Regions from separate parts of the Homo sapiens genome. Here region 1 is linked to region 2. Evidence: chromatin contacts called from ENCODE Hi-C data. All regions are on one chromosome and are shown on one strand. The core of a region is the stretch at or near the end of the contact, and the rest is flanking DNA. Distances in the headings are between cores, read along the strand shown. Region 1 overlaps CRYZL2P-SEC16B (CRYZL2P-SEC16B readthrough). Region 2 has its middle 94 kb from the start of LINC01645.

Region 1 (4,480 bases), core at 1,692-4,191, 500 kb after region 2:
GGGGAGGCTCACCACCACAAATTTTATACGTTAAAGAAGCCAGCACTTGGGCCTCATCTATGGCAAAGCAAAAATTTAAGGGTAGGCTGCTTTTTTACTCTCTAGCTAATGGATTTTTCTTCAATTAATTGAAACAACTATTTGCTTGATTGTTGTTTTCTTTCCTAGGAACTAAAGGTTGATATGTTTTTGTTTTCTATTTTAAATGTACCTCACATGTGACAAAATATTCCATGCATTTAAAAGCATTTTAATAAGGATCATTTACTCTTTTAATCACTAAAATATATTTTCTAAGCCCAGCTTTTATAATTAGAATGGTTCACCGTAGCATGTAGTTTTACTGTACCAGAAAAGCAGATGCAAGAATGAATTTCTTGAGTAACACACACATGGTTTCCAGTCTCCAATCCCACCACCACCCGCCCAGAGAAGATCCTTCTTTGTGTAGTGTTGGGCCTCTGCTTATCGCATCTGGGCATGCATACATGGTCAAAGATGGCCGTGGGCTCCAATTTTATGGCATGTTCAAAGAAGATGAAATGTAGAGTCTAAGCTGCTCTACGATGGCTTTCTCTGAATAGTGAAGATAAAACAACTGCACAGAACCCTTTGAGAGGCTCACCTTGATGAGTTCCACTAATAGCACAGGGTGACTGCTCTCTCCCTGGCTCAAGACAGCTGCACCAATGGCTTCGCAGTAATGCAAAGCCTGGGACACGAGGCCATAATCTGCCAGACGGGAAGCATAAAGGAGCTTATACACCTGTGAAGAGAAAAGAGTCAGTGACTAGTCCATCCAGGCAGGGAGAGAAGGAGAAAGAAACATAGATAAGACTTCTTGGAAGTCAGCTGTCAGTTTCCGCTAACTCTGGCATCCAAATACCAAGAGGCTTGTGCCATTTGGAGCATTTTATCTATGCACGGGCACAACTCCAAATCCAGCCTGCAGTTCCTGCATTACAGAGAAAAGAACAGGAGTCCCATCCGCTCAAACTTCCTAGGTCCTGGTCACCATGCAAAGTGCACTGGAGTCCTTATTTATTGGGTAGCCCCACATATCCAGAGAGTCTGATGTAGAGGCATAGCACCAGGCACAAGACGGACATTAAAAGAAGCAAAAATAGCCCAGGTGTGCTGGCTCATGCCTTGGGAGGCCGACGCAGGTGGATCACTTGAGGTCAGGAGTTTGAGACCAGCCTGGCCAACATGACAAAACTCCGTCTCTACTAAAAATACAAAAATTAGCTGGGCATGGTGGCATGCACCTGTAGTCCCAGCTACTCGGAAGGCTGAGACAGGAGAATTGCTTGAACCCAGGAGGCGGAGGTTCCAGTGAGCCGAGATCATGCCACTGCCCTCTAGCCTGGGCAACAGAGTGAGACTCTGTCTCAAAAAAAAAAAGAAGCAAAATTAGACCCTAGTGCAAAGGGCGTCAAGCTAATGGAGAGTACTGAGAAAAACAAGTAAGCGCTCGTGAAAGCATGAGTGGCAGGGCAGGATCAAGTGTGAGGGCTTTGGTATCAGACAGACCCAAGTTCAAATAAAAGCTCCATGCGAGGTGTGAAACATTGGGCTAGTTACCTCATCTCTCTGTGCCTCGGTTTCCTCTCTACAACATGGGAATACTACTACTACCTACTCCCTTGGTTGTTATGGAGATTAAATGAGATAATTCAGGTAAAGTACTGAGAACAAACCGCATGCAAGAGATGAGGGCCGATAGCATGTTACCCTTCCGGGCCTCCGTTTTCTCTTTCGTAAAAGGAAGTTAATCATGCCTACCTCACAGGATTCGAAACAATACACAAGAAGAGTAATGCCACAATGCCAGGCACGCAGAAGCTAATCTCATTACTATCAGCCCCAAGCAGCACCAAAATAACTGACAGGTGGGATGAATAAAGAAAGGAAAGAAAAAGAGACCAAAGAGCCGGTCGAGGAACTGCAAAGAGGAGCTCATGGGGCAAGGTTTTGCTGGAAAAGGTGAGTCTTTGGCAAAGCCCTTAAAAAAGAGAAGATGCTATAGGACAAATGCCTAATGCATGCAGGGCTTAAAACCTAGATGACAGGTTGATAGGTGCAGCAAACCACCATGGCATATGTATACCTATGTAACAAACCTGCACATTCAGCACATGCATCCCAGAACTTAAAGAAAAAGAGAAGAAGCTAATTGGGCCATTTCTCTATGACACAGGATTTCACTTTCAAGGCTTTGTGTTGTGTGTGCATGTTGTTGTAATTGTTGTTGTTGCTGCTGCTGTGTGTACCCTCGACACCAAGCACTGAAGGAGAAACAAGGAATCGCTGGAAAATGTCTCTACCTAAAGAAGATAACTAAGGTAGGAAGATAAGATACCTGTGCATAAAAGTCAAGAAAACACAAGGCAGCGTGAGCTCAGTGTCAGTGGGGGGCCCTGGATTCGGCTGTGGGAGCCACACTGTGCCTGCCATGACGTCAACGCCGAAAGCAGTTGCTGTGTGCCAGGCGCTGTTCTCGAGCATTAAGGAAACTAACTCGATTTCATGCCAGCTCCATTACAAGGCACCACTCTCATCCCATTTTACAGCTGAGACCACTGAAGGCTGCCATCTCAGTCATACTCGTAGGTGTGGCCCAGGTAGTCTGCATGGAGGAAGGGATGGTGCTGGACGTCAGAGCTCACAGAGGATTTAGACGGAGGAGGACACGATGTCAGCACTGGTCTTTACGAATGTAAGGTGACAACAGCATCATGTAGAAACGTTGAGAAGAGGGCGGAAACCACAGTATGGACACCACCCACACAGCTGATGCTCTGAGTGGGACGAAGAAGGGTGAGGGCGGAGGTAGAGGACAGAGGATTTCAAAAGAGGCCGGAGAAGGAGTGCGGAGCAGAGGGAGGGTGAGCAGACACTGGGCTGGGCCTGCGCTCCCACTCCCTCCCACAGGACAGCTGCGGAGGCTCAGAAGAAAGGGAGAGCTGTCTGGAGAGATGGGGAGAAGGAGCTGACAGCAGGAGTGAGGCACAGGCCGGGGCGGCAGGCAGGACGTTCAAACATCAGCAGTGAGGCAGGAGCCTCCAGCAGAGAGGCCTCTGCAAGGTTTTGCCTTCATATTATAAAATACAGACCTTTAGGGGACATAAAAAGAAATCCTACACCCTCCCACGCTTAAGCTAATGAGGAAAAGTTCAGTAGATAACTTAGCCCCAGGTACTAAGTGCCAAAAAGCAAAGCTGCAAATACAGCTGCCTGCAGCTGCCTGACAGTGACGGTGGTGGCCTCATCTGGGCTCAGTTACCTGGAAAGAAGGGATGAAGGATTTGGGGCGGCCCAGCATCTGACAGTACTCGAAGATTTCCGTCCTCTGGATTGCCTCAGTTGTTGCAAATTTCAAAAACTCTTGACTAAAACCAGAGAATAACAATAAAAGAGATTGAGGTGTGGGGGACGCAGGAGTTAAATCCTAGTGGCTCTCCAAACACCAGCTGCAGCCTTTCATGGGGGAGTTTCCATCCTGGGCTGATGCCTGCGGCGGCTTCAAGAGAAGAAGGAGACTCTGGGCTCCCAGAGTGAGTGTTTCACTTCCTCTCCCTCTCCCTCCTTGAGGCTGAGGAAGGAACAAAACAGAACTCTGCACCAGAGGCACTGGGAGGCGGAGGCTGCAGAAAAGGGGGGTCACCTGCCTTCTTGCTGAAGGGTAACTCAAGGCAGGCTACCTCGAAGGACACTGGGCCCTACTCTTAGACACACAGAGAGCTGGCCCCCATGCCCATAAAGCCTGTCATGTACCTGTGAAGGGCACCCCTAGTTTGAGCAAACTCGCACAAAAGAGGGGAGCCATGTAACACTCCGGGAGCACTGAGACCAAAAGGCATGGCAGAGCAGGTGAGGACTGCTGAGCCAGAAATCAAACACGGGTCCATACATTGGATGTTCATTCCACCAGTGAGGATGGGGACTGAGTGAATGTGATCTGGTTGGGGCAGGTGGTGGGCACAAGAGTCTCATGTGACCCAAAATTTCTCCCATCAACAACTTGCTATGGTGTTTAAAAACCACAATCACCAGGTTATTCCTGGGGGTAGGACTTTATTTCCAAGAATTTCCTCATTCAACATAAACCAACGTAAACATAGGAGGGGAGACATATTAGCCCATACACACTTATTGTACATTTGGCACAGAAGGGATTCTTTGACAAGCTAGCCATGTGCTATCAGAGACCAGGAACCTGGAAGGAACAGGCAATGAGCTGGGTACACTGCCTCAGTGGTAGGCAGTGTGGTGCAACAGTTAAAAGGGCTTTGCAGGCTGACTGCCTGGATTCCGAATCCAACTCACCCACACCCTCACTGTACCATCTGAGACAAGTTATTTCATCTCCCTGTGCCTTGGTTTTCCTCCTCCATAAGTGACGATTAAAATCTTTGCTTCACTTCACTTCTTCATAGGGTAAATGTGTAATAATTAAAGGAAATAGTGCAAAGAAAAT
Region 2 (4,687 bases), core at 824-3,323:
TGCCTGGGAAGCAAGTTAAGAATTGAAGCCAGGTTACAAGTGTTTCCTCGCCAGTCTTGTTGGTTGGCATCATTTAAGCACTGACGGGTATTTGGTGTTGTACTAAGAGTTATAAATAACAGAGACACTGCCTCAGTCTCTTAGACAACAAAGATGTTGGTGGGGAAAAAAAAGCACCTGATTAACATTGAACAAATGCACACATTAGCAAAATCCTGAGGCATCGCTAAGTATTACCATTATGCCTTAGCACCTCCTGCTCCTTAAAGAACACCAACAATAGACCAATACTGTATTTTGTGAGATTGAAAGTGAAGGTGAAGACACACCTTTATCTTTCCTTACCACTAAGAGAGAAAACATGTTGCCAATTAAATTTTGATACATTGCTTTCTTAACTTGATTATAAGACATATCTTCATTTTAGAGATGTTAAAATATGTGGGAGGGGAATAATGTGTTTTGAAATCATTTAAATACAGTGTATTGAATGACAGATGTGTTGGTTTTAGCACACCCCCTAAAAGACACACCAGACATAGAGAAATCTCAGGAAAATGTGTAGCCAATCTGATAACAAATTTTGATGGTCTTCTCTATAAGGAAAAACAAAGAATCTTCAGAAAAACAGAGGCTCGAGGAAGGATATAAAAGAAGCCTGCTAAGTCAAGCAGTGTACAGGTAGAGGGCACACGACAGAGGGACTTACTCACTAAATCCTGGAAACTCAGAATTACTGGGAGTTCCTATAAGCTTAGAGGAAGAAATTTCAGAAAACACAAAAGGATGTGTTATTTCACACAGCAGGCAGTCCACATAAGGAACTCATTACTCCAAGAGCTAGCGCAAACTTAAAAAAGATAATTTGGTTCAAAAAGGGTTTTAGATAAATTCATGGATGATAGAACCATAATGGAGTCCATCCTCTATACACTTAAATACTCTCATTAAGTTATCACTTCAGCTTTTTCCTTCTGTGCTAAATAATAGTGCTTCTTCTAGCTTTTCCTAATAGTCCTCATTTTCCAATCCTTCAATTTTATCTGTCCTCCTTTAAATCAGTCATCTGTGCCCCCCTTTTAATGAGCCCCTGAAAATATCATCATGGAAAATTTAGGTGTAATCTAATCCCAAGTCACAGTCAAAGTTTAAAGCTCACTGGGGGCAGAGACATTACCATTTTTATCTTTGAAGCTTCATAGCACCTTACACAGTGCCAGAGATACATTTCTGTTGAATTAATGAGTGAATCAATTAGTAAATATGTGCAACCTCAGCTGTCTTGAACTCTTATTGAGACCTAGGGTGCCTAGGTGTCTCCATGTGATATGCAGGTGTTTTATGTGTGTGATGGCAGGTTTGGGGAATGGGATTGGGCAGGAGGAATGCAAGTTTACATGAGGGATTTAGGTCTGTTGCCAAACCTCCTGAATATCCAAGTTTGGTTATAATCTCGGCTACAACTGATTTTAAGGGACCCTTATGGAATATGAGAGCTCACCCTGAGCCAGCTAACAGTCAGGTGCCTGTTCTTGTCACAGAACTTATGGTAAAAGAACAGATTAGGTAGATGGGTGGGAAGGTTAAGCAGGCAAGCAGAGTCCGTTTTGCTTTTTGTTTGGTTTTGGAAGGAGGGAAGAGGGATCTTTCTTCCCACAGGAAAAAGTTTCTTAAGAAATCTGTTCTTGGCATGATGTTCATGATTCTGCAGCTGCCCATGGGGCTCAGCAGACAGCCCTCTGCAGGTGAAGGAGAAGGAGTTTAATAAAGTTGTCACCACGGCTTCAGTATTTCTAGTTCAGAGAGAACCAGGAGCGGGTTCAAATTTAAATAGCCACAAGGAGATAGTGAGATTGGAATATTAGGAGTTGTCTGAGGTGGCAAGGGGTTAAAACACCCACAGGTAACAGACTTAGAAAATGAGCTTTACTTCCCTTTAGAGTAGAGGGTTTCCTCTTATTTATGGGCATAGAATACTGATGGAAATTCTCTCAATTACAAAGACTCATTTGCCAGAAGGTGGCTTTGGTGACCTGAACTAAAATTGTCCAGTAAGCCGGAACTGTACACCAGCAGCACCTGGGTGTGGCTGGGTAAAAGGCATGTCAGTGACATCATTTAGGACACACAAAAGAACAGTTAGTGCCTCTGTGAATGCAAGGATCATGTCCCTCCTTACTCAGCAGCCTAGATTCCTGCTGATGGAGAAATACTGGAAGAAAAGTAATTATTCATATATATATTTATAAACACATACATATATGTGTATTTATTTATTTATAGCAGTTTTGTAACATACTTTTGAGACAAGTTTTAAAACTTCAATTTGATAGCCAAACCTTCTTTATTAACATTTGACTCTTCCCCAATGACCTGAGTTAGCACTCATCATTGTGTTCTTTATATACTGTGTTTATGGAAATGACACCATGTGAGAATGAAATGCTGTAGGACCGGTAATCTCTGTCTTGTTACATGGGATTTATGGGACCAGCGGGGCAACCCTCATCACTGGCCTTGGGCCTGATGTCAACATTTTATACATTTTCCCTTCTTCCTTGTTAAGGAATTAAGAATTCATTTTGCCTTATATTATCTATTTATTTTCCTTCTGTAACATTTGTTAAATATTTTTTAAAATAGAAGAATACTACTTAAGTGCATCTTTTGTGATCTGGGCATGGGTCTGTGTGTGCACTTGTGTGTGCCTATGTACCTGTATCTCTATGTATGTCTGCATGTCTGTGTGTCTGTGTGGTTGGGACTACTTGGGACCATACAAGGAACAAATCCCATTTCCAGACAACAACAGCCAAAAAAAGAAAAAAGAAAAAAAATCATTTCCTCTAAACACCATCCTATCTAATGTGATCCTGAAGCAGGTTTGCATTCTTCAGGAAGCACAAAGGCAGTGACTACCTCCTGCTGTATACACTGCCCATATTTGGGAATTTCCTAAACGTTCTCATCTAATAAATACCATTTATCTTCACAGACATTTTGCCTTCCCTGTCACTCATAAAACATCCTCGTTGCTACCAGCTTCTGCCTCTCTCAAAGGGCAATGACAGATCACTCAGTGTTCCTGAGCTTCTAGGTAAAGGTTTGTTTTCTGTTAGGGTTGAAGGTGTTTCGGGCTCAGTCTAGTGGGCCAGGACTAGGAATTGTTTAAAACATGCATCTTTATAGAATATCCTTCAAATTTAGTGTAGAGAGAGGCAGAAGAGACAGAGGAATGCGGAGACCTGCCAGGATCTGCCGTCAAACTTCCTGCTTTGACAATCTTTGTAGAAACAAAAACAAACTTCCTGCTGTGGATAAGGTCGTGTTCTACTTTCTCAAAGAGCTTTCATATCTATTAATACATTAATATAAAATGGCATTTTCAGCCCACCGTTTCTGCTTCTGTATATTGTTACCTTCTTGATATAGAAGAAGGAACAGAAATGCAGAAAATTTGAATGGCTGGCCCAGAAGCAATAATGGAGAGCAATGGCAGAGTGTGGATTCAGTCCCAGCCAAACACAGCACTACAAAGTGATGGCTAGGAGGAAGGCATCCAAAGGCTAGCACCCTCGGATGCCACGGGTGCCTTTTGCTGACTTGCGCATTAGTGGGGGGTCTCTAAGCCTCAGTTACTTCATAAGGAAAATCACTAATGAGGGTAGTTTTTACCTCATGGGAGTAGATGAAATAATTGAATGAGATAATGAATGTTGAGCCTTAAGCAGAGTCCTAGGTCCATAGTGGATTTATCATAATAGTTGATGTTTTATGCTCATATTTTATATTTTATTATCAAAAAGGACCTTTGAAAGTTTCACATTGTCCCGGGCACAACATGGTTCATTTTGGTAAAATGTGTAGAATTTGCAGATTACCCAAGAGAAACTGAAAGGTAATTTTTTTCTATGATAAATAAGCTAAGTGTAAGGTTTTTATGAGCTAAAAATTTTTAATAAAAAGGAAACAGAAAAATCACCAAATCAATTGTTACTTAAGGCAATAAAAAATTAAAGAAATATCTTTAATTATATTCATAAGCTTGTAAATTCTAAAGGTTATTGGGGTCTCGCCTTCCTTGTATACCCTTACAAAATTAACTAATCCTGGTTGTGTTCTATATTCCAAACAGTGATAAACCAAGCATTTTTCTTTGCTTTCATGAAATCTTCTGCCACTCTATTGCATGAAACATTTTTACCTTAAAATTTGGTATAACCCACTTCAGGGGAGCCCTAAGGATCTTTCCAGGTAAATAAAGACCAAAATAATCTAGACTTAGATTAGGCAGCAGTTATCTTTTGCTATACAACCAACCACTCAAAACTTAGAGGCTTAAAAACATAACTATTTATTTAATGCATTATTCTGATAGGTAGTTCTTCTGGCTTGGGCTGGGGTGGGTTCAGTTAATCTCAGCTAGGGTTGCCACATTATACTCAAAATGGTGATCTATTAACCTGCCTCAACTCTTATAATGCCCAAGAGACACAAATTAAAATCTAGCTAAATGTTTTTGAATGAGTTAATGAATAAATAAATGAAGTTATTTGCACTTGGTTCTTTTTGAACATTTTGTGGCACAGGACTGTCTTCTAGAGAGTTGCAAAACAATTTATTTTTCCCAGCAACTTCCCAACTCTCCTCATCTTTGAAGTTGATCCAGTACAGTCTGCCCCTTAGT

Evidence for each region. Hi-C counts contacts between places; a loop is a spot of excess contacts on that map. Pooled maps may share reads with other maps.
Region 1: a map of A673 shows a loop between it and region 2 (2.4-fold over the local background). The contact joins two enhancer-like sites. A Hi-C loop is called at or near these places in 2 of 168 maps with a recorded cell type or tissue (A673 and gastrocnemius medialis), 5 of 37 single-sample maps with no recorded cell type and 2 of 50 pooled maps.

What each region holds. Positions count from the first base shown.
Region 1 is chr1:177,941,275-177,945,754 of GRCh38, forward strand. CRYZL2P-SEC16B (CRYZL2P-SEC16B readthrough) reads right to left here. Exons shown (of 32, transcript NM_001356506.2): 21 at 3,287-3,392; 22 at 626-766. SEC16B (SEC16 homolog B, endoplasmic reticulum export factor) reads right to left here. Exons shown (of 26, transcript NM_033127.4): 15 at 3,287-3,392; 16 at 626-766. Among named protein-coding and RNA genes, the nearest start is that of SEC16B, 27 kb to the right of the region's middle. Within about 2 kb of position 2,942, at least 4 of the 41 ENCODE cell types and tissues checked have a DNase peak (open chromatin) inside an H3K27ac peak, as active enhancers do.
Region 2 is chr1:177,443,103-177,447,789 of GRCh38, forward strand. No RefSeq gene overlaps it. Among named protein-coding and RNA genes, the nearest start is that of LINC01645, 94 kb to the left of the region's middle. Within about 2 kb of position 2,074, at least 2 of the 41 ENCODE cell types and tissues checked have a DNase peak (open chromatin) inside an H3K27ac peak, as active enhancers do.